2 separate regions of the Homo sapiens genome follow, and region 1 is linked to region 2. Evidence: read pairs that join two places in POLR2A ChIA-PET (ENCODE). Cell type or tissue: Panc1. All regions are shown on one strand. Links, peaks and the distances in the headings refer to the core of each region. The heading gives the core; the rest is flanking DNA.

The links. ChIA-PET counts read pairs that join two places held together with the same protein. Peaks named below come from ENCODE experiments on the same cell type or tissue, not always from the same donor. Only the 100,000 strongest peaks of a DNase experiment are listed, where the experiment ranks them.
Region 1: POLR2A ChIA-PET joins it to region 2 with 8 read pairs; 5 of 35 experiments call an interaction of 5 or more read pairs at or near these places.

What each region holds. Positions count from the first base shown.
Region 1 is chr6:142,831,785-142,834,709 of GRCh38, forward strand. The region is part of intron 2 of HIVEP2 (HIVEP zinc finger 2); the gene reads right to left. Among named protein-coding and RNA genes, the nearest start is that of HIVEP2, 110 kb to the right of the region's middle. In Panc1, for the core only: no CTCF peak of the experiment used is centred there; a DNase peak (open chromatin) is centred at 1,467.
Region 2 is chr6:142,773,498-142,776,422 of GRCh38, forward strand. HIVEP2 (HIVEP zinc finger 2) reads right to left here. Exons shown (of 10, transcript NM_006734.4): 4 at 2,650-2,694; 5 at 1-1,628. The coding sequence starts at 1,241. Among named protein-coding and RNA genes, the nearest start is that of HIVEP2, 170 kb to the right of the region's middle. In Panc1, for the core only: no CTCF peak of the experiment used is centred there; no DNase peak of the experiment used is centred there.

The sequences.
Region 1 (2,925 bases), core at 237-2,736, 58 kb after region 2:
TGACCTGGCTCTGGATATTTAATAGGTATCAGACTTGCAGATTCATCTCACAAATATAATTAAAATTAAACCTGTGTCCAGGTATCGATTTTCAGTCCCCAAAGTGAATTTTAAAACAGAAACTTGGCCAGGTGCAGTGGCTCACACCTATAATCACAGCATTTTGGGAGGCCAAGGTGGGTGGATCACCTGAGGTCAGGAGTTCAAGACCAGACTGGCCAACATAGTGAAACTCCATCTCTACTAAAAATGCAAAAAATCAGCTGGGCATGGTGGTGGGTGCCTGTATACCAGCTACTAGGGAGGCTGAGGCAGGAGAATCGCTTGAACCCAGGAGGCACAGGTTGCAGTGAGCCGAGATTGTGCCACTGCACTCCATCCTGGGCAACAAGAGTGAAATTCTGTCTCAAAAAAAAAAAAAACAGAAAACAAAAAACAAAAACAAACAAAAAAAACCTCACAAGCAATTATTTTTATTAAACCCAACAAATATTTATTAAATGTCTACTATTTTTTCAATCACCATTTTTAAGAATAAAGAAGACACAAGCAATTTACAGTGCAGGCATATGACAGGAAAACTTCACATAAATTACTTTATTATAAAGTGCAAGTACAAAAATGCATACAAAAAGTGGCATGAGAGAAGTATAAATTGTTAAGGGGTGATGCGGGCAAAGGAGCTCAAACATGAAGAGAAGTAATACTACAATAAAATTATTAACCAGACTCCGACGTCAGTAAAGTGCATTAACCCAAAATGCAAATAATAGATGAGGTAGAAAATGCGATTAAGAAAGCGAATTTTTCTCTTGGCAATTCATGGGTGAGACATCAATGTGATATCAGATTCAAACATAAAATAAAGATCTCTATGTGGGGGATTTTGTCCAATATCCAATTAAAGGATTTATAGTGAAAACTGTAACTGCCAAGGGAACCGGAACTCCAGAGGCCATTCTTGATCCACAAGGGATATTGCTTGGAAATCATGAGATTCTCAGATCAGGGAAGTGATTGGGTAAACTTAACAATTGGTATCATCAGGTTTCAGTTTCCAGAAGGTGATAACTGACAGAGGTCTGGAAAATTTACAGTCCACATCTTTCTACAGCATTTTATTCCTTGGACTACCTCAAGATTCCCTAAAAGTATAAGATTTGACTCTGCCCCCAGATTTTGATACGGCTGGCTTCTATTTCTTTATGTCAGTCATAATAAAAAGAACATAGTGGCCACATCCACAACGCTCCAACATTTGAACACTGCCAGTTAACTAGACTGGTGACTTGGTAGTGACTGACATGTTAGCCAAAAATGGGAGAAACAGAGTTGGATTCTGGTTCTATGACTCACTAGTGCTGTGACTTTAAGCAAATTACTCAACTAAAACCAACCCCCCCACCATGAAGCCTCCGGTCCCTTATACACAAAATAAAGTGTGAGTAATAACTACATAATAGCTATTGCCTCAAATGAGATAATGTACATGGAAGCCATTTGCAGACAGAGAGTAAGTCATTACACAAATATTAATTCATGCCATCATAGAAACAAGGCATATGATCAGTCACTAAGATTCACTGTGTAGGTTTTGCATGGAGAGTGAAAAATGAGAGGCTCCTTCACACAGCCATCCTATACTGCAAACTGAAGGAGACAGGAAGGATAGACAGAAGGAAATACTATGAAATGATATGAAAGAAGCCTTCAGTCAGGGTTTCAGATGGCTGCAGCATGCTTGTGGAACAAAATGGGATTTGCTCATACTACTGGTTTAGTTAATACTTACTGATGGAATGATGAATATGTGAATGAAAACTTATTAAATGCATGAACGAATGAAGGTATAACCAGGTAAAATACTTGAAAAACAAAGCAGGAAGAGTCAAATTGTGAATAAGAAAAAATAAGAAAATAATTTTGGAAAAATGAAGCCATGTAGCTCAAATAAGCTAACAGTACTGGGCTCCACTCACCTAAGCTAGAATAGCAAAACAAAGGGCAGTCTTTGTAAGGAGGCCAGAAGAAATGTAGAGCATACATAAGAGTCCACATTTTCACATCAGTTTGTAAATATTAATACTCAAACATAAATACTGATAGCCTCTTCTGTTATCTCAAAATACAAGGAACCAAACAGAAGACTTGTATGCATCTGAAGAGCTATAAAAATATAAAAGGAAGTCCTGTATAATAGGAAACATTTTGAAGGCCACAATATACTGAAACTTAAAGGTCTACTCTGAATGATCTGTGATAGCAGAAGTTATAGTACACCCGGAGATAACAGATAGCAAATCTAATTTGCAACCTTATCAAATCGTTATAAGACCAGCTAAAAGGTATCCAAATAGAATGAATTAAAAGGGTTTTCTTCCTTTTCATTTTCCTAATTGGTATAAGTAATAATAAGAAAAAACATATAAAGGCATATCAAAGAGAAAGGAGAGATAAACAGATGAAGAAAAGGTTTGGGGAAATCACAAAATATAGCAATTTCCACAGAACACAGAATTATGTATTTTGGACTTCCTAATTTAAAGTAAGACTTCAGTGATGTCTGACTCCAGAAATTACTAACAGTAATAATTGTATAATTATCAGCAAATTAATTACTGCTCTTTAACCCAATATTTTCAAGTTTATGAGAGTCTTAATAATTTTCACCTTCTTTTTTTAGGAAGGAATATCACTTACATAATTCCTAAATAAATATATCCAATGTAGTGACAGCATATAAATCTGATCACCCATGTGTTTAAAAGCCCAGACTCCAGCTAATATCACTTTAAAATGAATAATGTCAAGACCAGTCAAAAACATTCACTGCTTGAAGGAAAATGCCAGGACATGCAAAGCAATATTATTATAAAAAATAATAATAATTTGTATGTACTAACTTTTCAAAAAGTACCATAAAAG
Region 2 (2,925 bases), core at 212-2,711:
GGAGGGCTTATTTGCTGCTCAGCACTTTCTGAGCGAGAAAAGTAACCAGAATCAGTGCTTCCTTTACTGTGCGGGCTCAGAAGGTTGAGCGATGGCTCAGAATCTTGTCCTTTTTTCTCTGACAGTCTTAGTGCAAGTTTCTGTTTGACTGTGTGCGAATCATCAGCCTTAGTATTTAAAGATGGATTTGGTAGCATATCAGGGCCAATATACTGAGAGCTTTCATTAGGGAGAGGAATCCCACTTTTAGGGATAATCAAAATCGGCACCTTCATTGGACCTCCCAATGATTCTTCCAATGACCCATGATAGCCGCCTCTGCTGGCAATGTCCAGTGGGATGGGTGGACCAGGACTCATTTTGTCAGAAGCCTCGGCAAATAAAGAACTCTCCTCATCTGTGTCTGTACTCTGTTCACCATCTGAATGTATTTCTGCTTCTACATCAATAAAACCAGCCTCTAGGTCCAATTTAGATACAGCTGACTCTGTGAAAGGTACTAATCCTGCCTTAATTGCATGGGCATGTGACTTCCTGTGCTTGTACAAATTGCTCTTTGTCTTGAAAGAGAAACCACAAGGTATACATGGATATGGCCGCTCCCCAGTATGGGACCTGATGTGTTTTTTCAGTACACTAGGTTTGGCACACGCTCTGCTGCAGTAAGGGCAAATGTACTTGCCAGGCTTTTTGGGTTTGTGCTCTTTCTTGTGAGCCTCTTCTGCCTGTTCAATACTTTTCTGGGAGTATTGGCTATAAGCAGGGTTCAGACTTGAAATCTTTTTTCTAGGATAACCACCACTGTGGCCATGTATAGGAAAAGGAAATAAGTCCTCAGAGGCAACGGATGGCAAAGGGCCAGGGAAAAGCCACGGAGGACCTTCGAGGCTCTGATGTGGCTTGGTGCTGTGCATGACCCCCTGTGGCAATGAGTGCTGAGGGAAAGAGAGTGAGTGTTGGCATGAGTAAGGACTCGGACGATGCGGTGGATATTGCTTCTCTGCGACTTGCTGCACCACTTCACTAGGGGAGGCCAGTTTCCCAGAACCAAACAGTTGTGCTGATGCTGTGTTTCCGATTTGCTCAGGCTCTATTTGTGGTTGCCGCTGTCCTTCATGACTGCCAAAAGTGCTCATCTTAATAACAGCTGATTGTTCCTGTCTCCATCTACCTGATGCTTTATCAGTTTCTCCAGACCTTGAGGTAGCTTTTTGTCCTAGAGCTGTGTCCCCAGTGTCCATTTTGTTACACAAGGTCTTAAGTGCTAGTTCCCCTGAAAGCAGTGCAGACTCATGGAGTGTCTCCAAAGCTGTGCTTCTTAAAGCTTGGTTGCTTCCATGTTCCAGGGTGTCTGCAAACTTGCTGATTGCTCCTTCTCTTTGGAACCTTCCACACGCACACCACAGTCGATGGGCATTAGCTAGTAATGTCCTTGGACCAGGGCTATAACACAGTTCTCTCCATTGTAGAAACGTCCATCCAAAAGCTAAGTGCAAATCTATAAAGATTTCTTATGGCATTTGAAAATTTTCAACTAGGATGAAATTGGGATGATGAATAGTCTAGGAGAAATTTTGCCCATCAACTAGAGCAAAGTTCAATTGCCAGTTTCACTAAGATAAAATGATCTGAAGAAAAAGAAAATACAAAGAGATTGTCATAACAGTTTCAAATAAGAAACCAAAAAAAAAAAAAACCTAACTAACCAACCAGAAATTAGATAAATTTGAAATGTTTTTTACTCCAAGGAATTATTTTTATTGAGATTACATTAATTCCACAATTAAAATATATTAATTTCAAACTCAGCATTAAGTCATGAACATAAGTCTCTTCCATGTTTGAATTTTGGTCACTCTTTTAAATACTTTTTAACTTTAGAAAACCATTTGAAGGAAAATCCTTGATGGATATTATCTACAAAAGTATAAGGTTTTAGAAAGCCCCATTAAAAAAAAATAGAGCTATTCCTAACCAAGTTTTATGACTTGTATGCCAAAGTGTATTACATATCTCTATATAGAGATATGTTTTATAGCTTAATACAAACAATATGTGGCCAGGCATGGTGGCTCACGCCTGTAAACCCAGCATTTGGGGAGGCTGAGGCAGGTGGATCACGAGGTCAAGAGACTGAAACCATCCTGGCCAAAATGGTGAAACCCCGTCTCTACTAAAAATACAAAAATTAGCTGGGTGTGGTGGCATGCACCTGTAGTCCCAGCTACTCGGGAGGCTAAGGGAGGGGAATTGCTTGAACCCGGGAGGCAGAGGTTGCAGTGAGCTGACATCATGTCACTGCACTGCAGCCTGGCGACAGAGCGAGACTCCATCTCAAAAAAAAACCATATATATAGTTACATATTAATATAAAATATAAATATAACATAGTATACATATAAGCATACATATATGATACATGTTTTATAAAATACATAATTCATAAAGTATTATATATTACTATAAAGTATAACTATATTTTACAGCTTAAAATCAGTGATTAATAAAATGACATCAAGGCTATAAGAATTAGATGTCACAGAACTTTGGAAAAGATAAAAGGGTGCATCTAAACAAAACAATTATAAAGTCTTCTTAATATAGAAAACAAAGCATATTTCTAGGACAGTTTAAAAACGAAATGATTACCTGAACAGTTTAGAGTTCTTATGGGCATGATTGTCCTGACGCTTCCTGGATACAAAATAAATGCAGTTAGGGAAAATTGTTCCATTAAACCTTACCATCGATATATACAAATACAAATTCCAATTTCCAGTTCATTATATAAAGGGTTCACAATGCTATGTACCCTAAAACGAAAGCAAGAAACTGCTTCAGAAAGCATTACACCAGAAGAGTAAACCTTACACTGACACTGTGACTCAAAAATAACTCAGAGAAAATATTATAAAAACATCATAG